Linked DNA regions of Homo sapiens: region 2 is linked to region 1. Evidence: read pairs that join two places in POLR2A ChIA-PET (ENCODE). Cell type or tissue: PC-3. All regions are shown on one strand.

The links. Peaks named below come from ENCODE experiments on the same cell type or tissue, not always from the same donor. Only the 100,000 strongest peaks of a DNase experiment are listed, where the experiment ranks them.
Region 2: POLR2A ChIA-PET joins it to region 1 with 12 read pairs; 1 of 35 experiments calls an interaction of 5 or more read pairs at or near these places.

What each region holds. Positions count from the first base shown.
Region 1 is chr12:96,808,592-96,813,591 of GRCh38, reverse strand. It overlaps CFAP54 (cilia and flagella associated protein 54), which reads right to left. Exons shown (of 68, transcript NM_001306084.2): 64 at 1,750-1,856. Among named protein-coding and RNA genes, the nearest start is that of NEDD1, 96 kb to the left of the region's middle. In PC-3, CTCF peaks have their summits at 1,945 and 2,146; DNase peaks (open chromatin) are centred at 2,291, 2,941 and 3,331; H3K4me3 peaks cover 1,516 bases; H3K27ac peaks cover 3,625 bases.
Region 2 is chr12:96,391,995-96,396,994 of GRCh38, reverse strand. The region is part of intron 1 of CDK17 (cyclin dependent kinase 17); the gene reads left to right. Among named protein-coding and RNA genes, the nearest start is that of CDK17, 5.9 kb to the left of the region's middle. In PC-3, no CTCF peak of the experiment used is centred here; no DNase peak of the experiment used is centred here; H3K4me3 peaks cover 518 bases.

The DNA.
Region 1 (5,000 bases):
CACTATTGTTTCCTTTGTTGCTGTAAAAAAATGCAAAGAATTAAAATATACTTTTTCTTATGAGAACTTAACTAGGAGATGAGGAAGTGAATGATAAAAGGAGGATGTCCCAATTTGCAGGTTATCCAAGTTTCTTCTTCTCTGGCCTATTTTTTCTGACCTGTTTTACTCCTACTTTGCCTTCCAAAGGATGATCAGGACCAATTTCCCATGTACTAATCTTGAGCCTCATAAGAACACAAGGAATGCCACCCAGGATGAGAGAAATAGTTTATTTTCACAGTGCCACCAAAGGACAAGGAGATAAAAGATTGTTGGGCATGGTCCTCTGTGATGGCCTCAGTGGCTGGGGCTTGTCACTAATTTTAGTAACCCTACTATTGATCAGAAGTACACCAAAATTCAAAACTTTTTGGAATAAAAAAAAGAAGCTTATCAGTTTGATGACTTTCTACTTTATAGAAATTATAATCATTTTCATCATATGGGGCTGGAAAAATCTACATTTCTGGATTTACAAAGCAAGTGCAGAATTACCTGATTTGGTTGCTTAGCTATGCTGGTCTGTAGCCTGTACCTAAGTTTTTGACCATTTCACTTGGAAAAGAAGAAAGGAAAGGGAAAGGAAAAGAAGGAAGAAAATAAATTGACTGAATGAAAATAAAGAGGAGAGGAGTGGAGGGAAGGAAGGGAAGAACAGGAGAGAAGAGGAGAAAAGAAGAAAAGAAAGAAAAGAAGGAACAAATAAACTGACTGAACAATTGAAAATATGCCCAGCACTTGAAACAGCCTTTGTCTCTTTCATGGTGATGCCAAGAAGTCATTCAAAATGAAAATCATGGAACATAAACAAGACTCTCAAAGGAAGGACAGAGAAACACTAATTCTCTGTTTACCAAGCCATTGATGGAAAAGGCGTTAGTGATGGAACAGGCTTTAGTGATGGAACAGGCGTTAGTGGTTAAGCTTTTCAAAGCATGTTCACACACTGTCTATCTTAGTCCTGACAATAACCCTGAAAGGCAGGCAGAGCAGTTATGATCATTTCCATCCTACAATGGAGGAAATGGAGGCTAAGGTCAGAAGGGCAATGAACAATGGAGTCAAAAATAAACTAAGTAATAAATGAAAAAACAACAACAGGGAAATTGGTAAAGTGAAACAGGAAGAGAGAAACGAGGCATGAGCAAAAAGTTAAGAGAGATGACCTGTTTGATGGAGAGGGAGGAAAACAACCTAGATGAAGCAGAGACTTCTGACTGGGCACAGAGGGAAAGGTGGGCCAAGGGAGGTAGTGGAGTTTGGGCTTAATTTTGAAACTCCATACAAAGCCACATTAAATTATTTTTTAACCACGCTGAAACTACAGGCAAAATATAGTACAGACAACATCCTTGTGCTCTCTGTAATCTCTATGAAGCATGTATGAACTGTTCCTTCAGCAACCCTCAGTACTATTATTAGTATTATTCCCATTTTACTATAAGGAAACTGAAGTACAGAGGTTACATAAACTGCCCAAGGTTGTGAAGGTAATAAGGGGCACAACTGGTATTTGAATGAAGCAGGCAGGATTCAGAGTTCATGCCCTTAAGCACTGCAATATAATATTCCTCTAAACAAAAGGAAGATTCTTCGCGAAGTGCCTTTTAGCAGGTCTCCTATGCTACACCTTGCCAATTACTGAAAGAGTCTATTCTCGTGAGAGATAACAACAAAGACAATTCGAGTTGTGGAATTTTTACTTGCCTATTCAGTGGAATCCATAAAGAGCCAACACATGTACTGTTATAAGTGGAATGTCTAACATCTGAAATCTTCAGAGGCTTCAAATTATATGCATACAACAATAAAACCTATAAGAAAAATAAAAGGGGTATAAAATGTGACATCAAAATTAGAGTTTAGCTCAAAAACTACAGCATTAGTTCACAAAATAATATCACTGTACTTTGAAAAGTATTTGTTTAGAAGAGAAAAATTGGGTTTTCAATTCACCTGAAAGAGAAATGATGTGAACCAGAATTGTACAAAGGTTGTAGGATGAAAATAAATACTATTTGGTAACAATATGATATTATTTTTGAAGAGTGACATTTTGTATTGCAATTAAGTTTATATTTCAGCTTTTGAAGGCCCTCTACAGTAAGTATTAAGCATACACCTGGTAAATAGCCAACTTTGTTCCTTGTTACTTCTCAATGTGTACCGTTCCCATAAGTGGGCATAGTCATTTCTATGAGTTCACTTATGCTGTTGCCTTCCTCTTCTCTCCATTTATCCAATCCACACACAGCTTTCTAGCCACCACAGCTAAGATGAAACGTCCCTTGATGATTCATGCTCTAGTAATTTCCCTGTTGTTTGGATTCTGACAATTCTTAGAGTCAGTTGCATAAGTTATAGCACCTACTTAGTTATGGATTTGTAGCGTTTGAGAGTCACAGAAGCTTAGAGATAATCTGGTCTAATTCCTTCATTTCAGATATAAGAAAGCTATTGTCCAGAGCTGCCAATCAAAACCGAGTAATTAGGCATATTGAGGCTCAGAGAACAGAGCCCCAAAGTAACAAAGGACGTTAGAAGGCCTTAGAAACTACCTCAGAACCAAGACCTTTTAACCCAGCACAGGTAGGGGCTCTCTCAGGAGGTTCCCGTATCTGCCTGAGAAAACTTCTTCCAAAAGACGTACAATAGTCTTGAAGCTCCCTTTCTAGGAATCTCATTAAATAACCAAGAAAGATTAAGCACCAGAGAGGAGAAAAGACTAAAAGTCATCACCAGGCCCACACAGAGTTTTTGTCTATTCTTCTGAGGGCAGCTTGGAGAGATTGCCTGGGAGACTTTATCTGCATAATCGGACAACCTTTGTTTGCAGTGTTGTGCTACCGCTCTTCTTCCCATAACTTCCCACAAGCTATTGTCTGTTCTTGGTCCCATTCAAACAGATCATTCAAAAACTATGGTCTACCCTTTGGGTCCATTCAGTTCCGGTATGAGTAATTGGGTAATCATTCTCTTGTTATTTTCCTGTGCTTATACACATTACTAAATTTGTATGCTTTTTCTCCTGTTAAGCTATCTATTGTCAGTATTATTTTGGTAGACTTTATTAGACCCAAATCTTTAGAAGAGGAGGAAAAAACTCTCTTCACCCCTAAAAGCACATGCCTTTACCTCTGCTTCCTCACAAAGTAAACTAAGATAAGAGTAAAGGTATTTTTAAAAGGCGTAAGTACACAAGGACAGAAAGAACACAAGAGGAGATGAAGCAGACAAAAGATGTTAGCAACACTATGAAGGACAGAAAGCACCTGGAAGAACAAAGCTGACTCAGCAGAAAGGAAAGGCTGTGTCCTAAGTGTTTTCAGAGGGGTTGCCAACAACAAGCATGACTGAGAACACCGAGAAGCTCAGGAACTGGAGGCTCAGGTACCTTTAAAGGCAGGAGTAGGTGGCACTGCAAACAGGGAGTAACATTAGACAACCTCCCTTTCATCTGGGTGGGTACAACCTGGAGACTCCTCCTTTCCCTTGCCTCCTCTCTCCCGGCTGAACTTCTTCTATTTTGCTCTCTGCTTATGTTAAATCAGAGAGGATCTATGCTAAGGGACGTTAGGTACAACGCTCAGGTGCTTTACTAAAAACATTGGAATTAAGTGAAAGTCTGTATTCTGAATGAGAGACATCCTGCTACCCCACAACAGCCCCTTCTCAGAATGTAGTAAATTAGGCAGGAGTCTAACAGAATTGTCTTTGGGGAAACTGATATGTCAAAGAGAAAAGACCTACAGGTGCTGAAATTTCATCATCCTCCAGTGAAACTACTGCCTCCTTCTGCAGTTATCCTGTAATGAGGCCCACAAGTCAATATCTAACTAAATATGCTTTTTAGTGTTTCACTTCAAACATAAGTAGACAGTCAAGAGTCACTAGACAGGAAATGAAAGGCAAAAACTAAAACTAACAGAAGGGAAATTGCAGAATAAGATATAAGACAAAGATCAGGAGAAAACTCCAATGAAACCATAATTAATATCCTCAGATAGAAGAAAGACAACATTGTATCTGTGAAACAAGAACAGGATACTAACAAAATGGGACAATCAGAGAACAAGGAAGACTACTTAAAAATAAAAATATGATCAAAACAACTAAATAATCAAGAAAAGATTGAAAATATAAAGTTGAATCCATCTCCCCAAAAGTGAAACCTAAATTTAAAAACGTAGATAATAGGGAAAAAAATGAGAAAAGTAAACACTTAATCCAATTGGTTCAATAACTGAATAATAGAAATTCCAAAAGGTACTAAGATAATCAGAGGGAGGAAATTATTAAATAAAAAAAGGCCATGAACTGAAGAATATTACTTTCCATTTTGAAAGGGCCACCCTAAATATCCAGCACAACAGATGAAAGACTCACACCAATGCGCATCATGGAATTTCAGTACATACGGGACAGAGGGAAGACTGAGAGCTAGCAGAGTCACAAATAAAGAACTAGGAATCAGAATGGGATCAGACTTCTCAACAGCAATGCAAGATTGCAAGTGGAATAATGCCCCTCACATTTTCAGGGAAAATAACTGTCAGCCTAGAATTTTATGCCAAGAAAACAATGAATTAAGCATTAAAATAAAGATCTTTTGTTAGACATTCAAGGTCTTTTTACCTCCTGGGTAATCTCAGTTAGTTTGCTGCAACCCTGTTAGCATATAAGGGGAATGTAGTCATGGTATTGGCCCTTGGACAAACCTGAATAAAATGTGTTAACCAGTAATTGACGCAGTCCTGTTCTAGGGTCTGAAACACACCAGGGAGCAGCCTATAACATCTGGTCTGCATTTTTTATAGAAAATGTGCATACTAATGATTGGCAGCTGGATCTATTATCTTCACTTCTATTATTAAGTCTGGGCTCACACGTGTTTTTGACTACATAAACAGAGATATAAAAGGCTCCTCCTCAGATAAGAGAGCAGCTTGAGACCACGA
Region 2 (5,000 bases), 420 kb after region 1:
ATGTCCCTTAATATTATAACAGTTATCTGTGAACACAAAAATTTTTACCCTATGATTTTCTTTGTTATTGTCTACTAATGCTGAATATTTATAAGACATTACATTTTGAATCTTTATTGATGTTTCCTAGTCTTTAGAAAATTTTACCGTCATGGGCTAGCATTCTTTTACATGGCATTTAGATTTCCAGGATGTTCTTTGTATTTTTTGTTTGTTTGTTTGTTTTGTTTGTTTTAGACTTTCAGGATGGATAATTACTTTATTGCTATATTGTAAAAATTATATTCTCTAGGGAATTTTACCTGTTTAAAAAATTGTCTCAGTTTTCATACATGGGAAGGATGAATAGTTTTAGGTTCTTTTGAATTTTGAATGGATAATTTTTGCCTAAACTTTTAAACAGGAAATCGGTATTTAAAGTATATTTCATAAAGTGATAATGGCATTTTGCATTTTAAATGCAGAAGATAAACAATAGGTTTATGGCATTTAAAAATGTGCTTTATGTAGCATTTTTGAAGTTAAAAAAACTGCCTGTAATAGCGAACCTAGTGTAGTTCACTAGCATTCAATCTACAATGTTGGCAATTTCTTTGAACTGATGGGGAGAGGACCAGTTAGACTGGCTTTTAAGAATTTTTATTGTCATCAGTGGATTCTTTGTCATTATTTTGCTTCCAATATAGTTAGTTGGTGGTTACTTTTGATATCTGCAAAATATTGACCTGGCAAGAGGAATTGCCAAGGGCCAGAGAAGTGTATTGAATATACCTCAGTGTAGTTTATTGTTCCCAGCCTGTCTGCCTCTCCCTGTTGGCCAACATGGAAAATCAATAGACATCTACCAGTAAATCTAATAAGTAATGTTACCGTGTTCTGCAGTAACCTGCAATACTGAATACTGTTTGAGGATGTAGATTTACAGATCTATGGCATATTGGGATGAGGTGAAAATTATCTTGCTCTCCAAAGTCTCCTTTTGAAAATATTTTTTGATATCACCTTATTTTACTTGGGGTACTATAACAAAATACCATACATTGAGGTGGCTTAAAACACAGACGTATTTTCTCACAGGTCCGGGGCTGGAAGTCTGAAATCAGCTAAGCACCTGCCCTCTCAGCTGTCTTCTCCCTGGGCACTCTTAAGTCCTTTCCTCCCTGTCTGCAGGTGAAGTGGGAGGGAGGGGAGGGAGAGGTGAGGATGTCTTTTTCTTTTCTACTTAAAAGGGCACAAATCCCGTCATGAGAGGGTCTCACTCTTAGGACCTAATCTAAACCTAATTACTTCCCAAAGGTCCACCTCTAATAGCCATCACACTGGGAGGTTTGGACTTCAACATGTGAATTTTGGGGGTACACAGATCTTCAGTCCATAACATAAACTTTGTGAAAGAAATTAACGTTAATTATTTACCTCCTCTACTAGGCACTATGCTAAGTATTATTTTGTGAAATCCTCACAATAAGCGCTTCATATAGGTATTCTGCCTGTTTTCAAATGAAGAAACAAAGACCTTAGGTTAAGTCATTGTTTCCAGGGACCGACCTCTGTGGTAACATTGACATTCCAGTTTAGGCATTCAAACCACTACTCTACACTGTCTCCATGAGGATGAGATGTTAAAAAGTCAATGTTACTGTCTGCACTCTATAAACAATGAGTGAGATATTAGAAAAGCTCATCAAAATGCGATTTAAAGTACATTGAACTGGTTTTACTACATTAAAAGATTGCAGTATATAAAATATGTAAGGTAGGACATGTTGCTCAAAATGAATTAAAAATCAAGATGCTAAAAAAATTTAAAACATTTATATGGGCGAGGCATGGTGGCTCACGCCTGTAATCCCAGCACTTTGAGAGGCTGAGCCGGGCAGATCACAAGGTCAAGAGTTCCAGTCCGGCCTGGCCAACATGGTGAAACCCGGTCTCTACTAAGAATACAAAAATTAGCTGGGCACGGTGGTGCATGCCTGTAATCCCAGCTACTCGGGAGGCTGAGGCAGGAGAATTGCTTGAACTTGGGAGGCAGAGGTTGCAGTGAGCCAAGATCGCACCATTGCACTCTAGCCTGGCGACAGAGCAAGACTCTGTCTCGGGGGAAAAAAATTATAGATTTTTTGAATAAATAATAAATAAAAATAAAATAATAAATATTTTTTGTCTACCTTTTTTTTTTCTTTTTTTTTTTTTGAGACGGAGTCTCTCCCTCAGTTGGCCCAGGCTGGAGTGCAGTGTTGCAGTTGCGTGATCTCAAGCTATTCTCGTGCCTCAGCCTCCGGAGTAGCTGGGACCACAGGTGGTGTGAGCTTCCACGTCCAACTAAATTTTGTATTTTTAGTAGAGATGGGTTTTCACCATGTTGGCCAGGCTGGTCTCGAACTCCTGACCTCAGGTGATCTGTGCACCTCGGTCTCCCAAAGTGCTGGGATTACACGTATGAGACACCGTACCCGTGCTTCTCTACCTTTTAATAACACATTTTTGTTTCTTTTTATGCATTTGTTAGTGTAAATATGTTCAAGAATACTCTACATTTTGTGTACATGTTTGTAAACAAGGGAAAAGGACCCAAAGATAATTTCTCTTTCATTGTATTCTAGTTCAGTTACTAACTTTGGCCTTCTCAAGTCATATTAATCTACTATTCTTATAATTGATGGGTAATGTTTGTTATTAGTATGTGTTAATATTCAATAATGTAAACAACGTTGGTAAATACTTGTGAGAAATTTTTTTTTTTTTTGAGATGGAGTCTCACTCTGTTGCCCAGGCTGGAGTGCAGTGGCGTGATCTTGGCTCACTGCAACCTCCGCCTCCCGGGTTCAAGTGATTCTCCTGCCTCAGCCTCCCGAGTAGCTGGGATTACAGGCGTGCACCACCATGTCCAGCTAATTTTTGTATTTTTAGTAGAGATAGGGTTTCACCATGTTGGCCAGGCTGGTCTTGAGCTCCTGACCTCATGATCTGCCTGCCTTGGCCTCCCAAAGTGCTGGGATTACAGGTGTGAGCCACTGCACCTGGTCTATACTTGTGAGAAACTATCAAGTAACAGCATTGAAGCCCTTATCACTCCAAATTTAGACTTGCTCTTCTTTAAATTAGTTAATATGTGTTTTTTAGTATTATTTTAGAATAAACATTTTTTGAAGTATAACAACTTAGATTTTAGTATTTTATATTATTGACTTGTAATGTTATTTCTGGTGGAAAAAGAAGCTTTTCATTGAGTATGTGTGTGTGTGTTTGTGTTTGTTAAGATACAGGGTCTCACTCTGCCACCCAGGTTGATTGCAGTGGTGTGATCACTGCTTCTTGTAGCCTTGATCTCTGGGGCTCCAGTGATCCTCCCACCTCAGCCTCCCAAATAGCTGGGACTACAGGTTCAGCGCCACCAGTCTTGGCTAAGTTTTGTGTTTTTAGTAGAGATGGGGTTTTGCCATATTGCCCAAGCTGTTCTTGAACTCCTGAGCTCAAGCAATCTGCCTGCCTCAGCCTCCCAAAGTGCTGGAATTACAGGTGTGAGCCACTGTGCCCAGATTTTTTACTGATTCTGAAGTAAAATTGGATTCCTTAGACTTAAGCACCTTGAGTCTGACCTATTAAATTAGCTTTTTTTTTTTTTTTTTTTTTTTTTGAGGCGGAGCCTCACAGGCTGGAGTACAATGGCACAATCTTGGCTCACTGCAACCTCCACCTCCCGGGTTCAAGCGATTCTCCCTGCCTCAGCCTCTCGAGTAGGTGGAATTACAGGTGTCTGCCACTATGCCCTGCTAATTTTTGTAGTTTTTAGTAGAGATGAGGTTTCACTATCTTGGCCAGGCTGGTGTTGAACTCCTGACCTCGTGATCCACCCGCCTCAGCTTCCCAAAGTGCTGGGATTACAGGTGTGAGCCACTGTGCCTGGCCTTAAATTGGTTTTAAGAAGTGGTCCTTTATGTCTCAATTTGAGTTAATAAATTTAATTTTTCAATTAACTCAGGTTTGCAGTTGGTATTTTTAAAGCATTTGTTACGTCCTCAATATTGTATTAGCCGTTATCTGTGTTGTAACAATATAATTTAATGTGGCAATATTGTAACATATAAGATAACAGCAATGTTGGTTGTCTGAGTATTCTGTCCACAGCCTTCTTTCCAGGTTTTATGTGTTCCTGGCAATCTGGTCTATATTTAGGGCTTTGTTCTCATCACCCATATGCAATAATCTCCACCTCTTTATTTCTAATCTAGACCTCTTTTTCTGAGTTGCATTCCAGCTTCCTACTCGATATTGCCTTAGTGCTCCCTTACCTAAACTGAACTCGAATCCCCTATTTCTGTTCCCAATTTCAGTGAATGGTACCACTGTCAGCCTAGTCACGTAAGCCAAAAACTTTGGCAGCTTCTTTCTTACGCTTTTCTGTTATGCTCATTTCCCCTTAGTCCAGTTAGTCACACCAAGTCCTGTTAATTTTAATTCCTAAATATCTTTTAAATTTATTTTTTCCTGTGTCACTTTCTTACGTAAGGGTTTTGGAATGTCTTATCTGATTTACTGGCTCCAGTTTTGTCCCATTTTAATCTAACCATATTCTTTCTTTATGTTTATATATGTATCTTATTTTATCCTTTTTTCCGTACTGCCGTCCATTCATCCATCCATGTCTGAAGTACCTGCCTACTCTGTACTAGACACTATGGTAGGGGCTAGGATACAAAGATGAAGAAACTGGTATGTTGATATTACAATGCTATGACACTTGTAGAGAAATTCTCATTTTTAAGCCCAAACGTCTCTTTCTCCAACGTGATCTTTGTTCCATTCTGACAGTTATGGTGGTTCTGCTATATAGTATTTATGTATACTGTAGTACTTAATATGTTATGTTGTAATTAATTATTTTCAGGTCTCTCCCTCTTTTGGCTGGCGTTGTGCTCCAGAGAGGCCGTGTTTTTTTTCATTTCTGTATTTCTTCCCGTATTATCATACTCTTAAATTGAATAAAGTGATGGAAT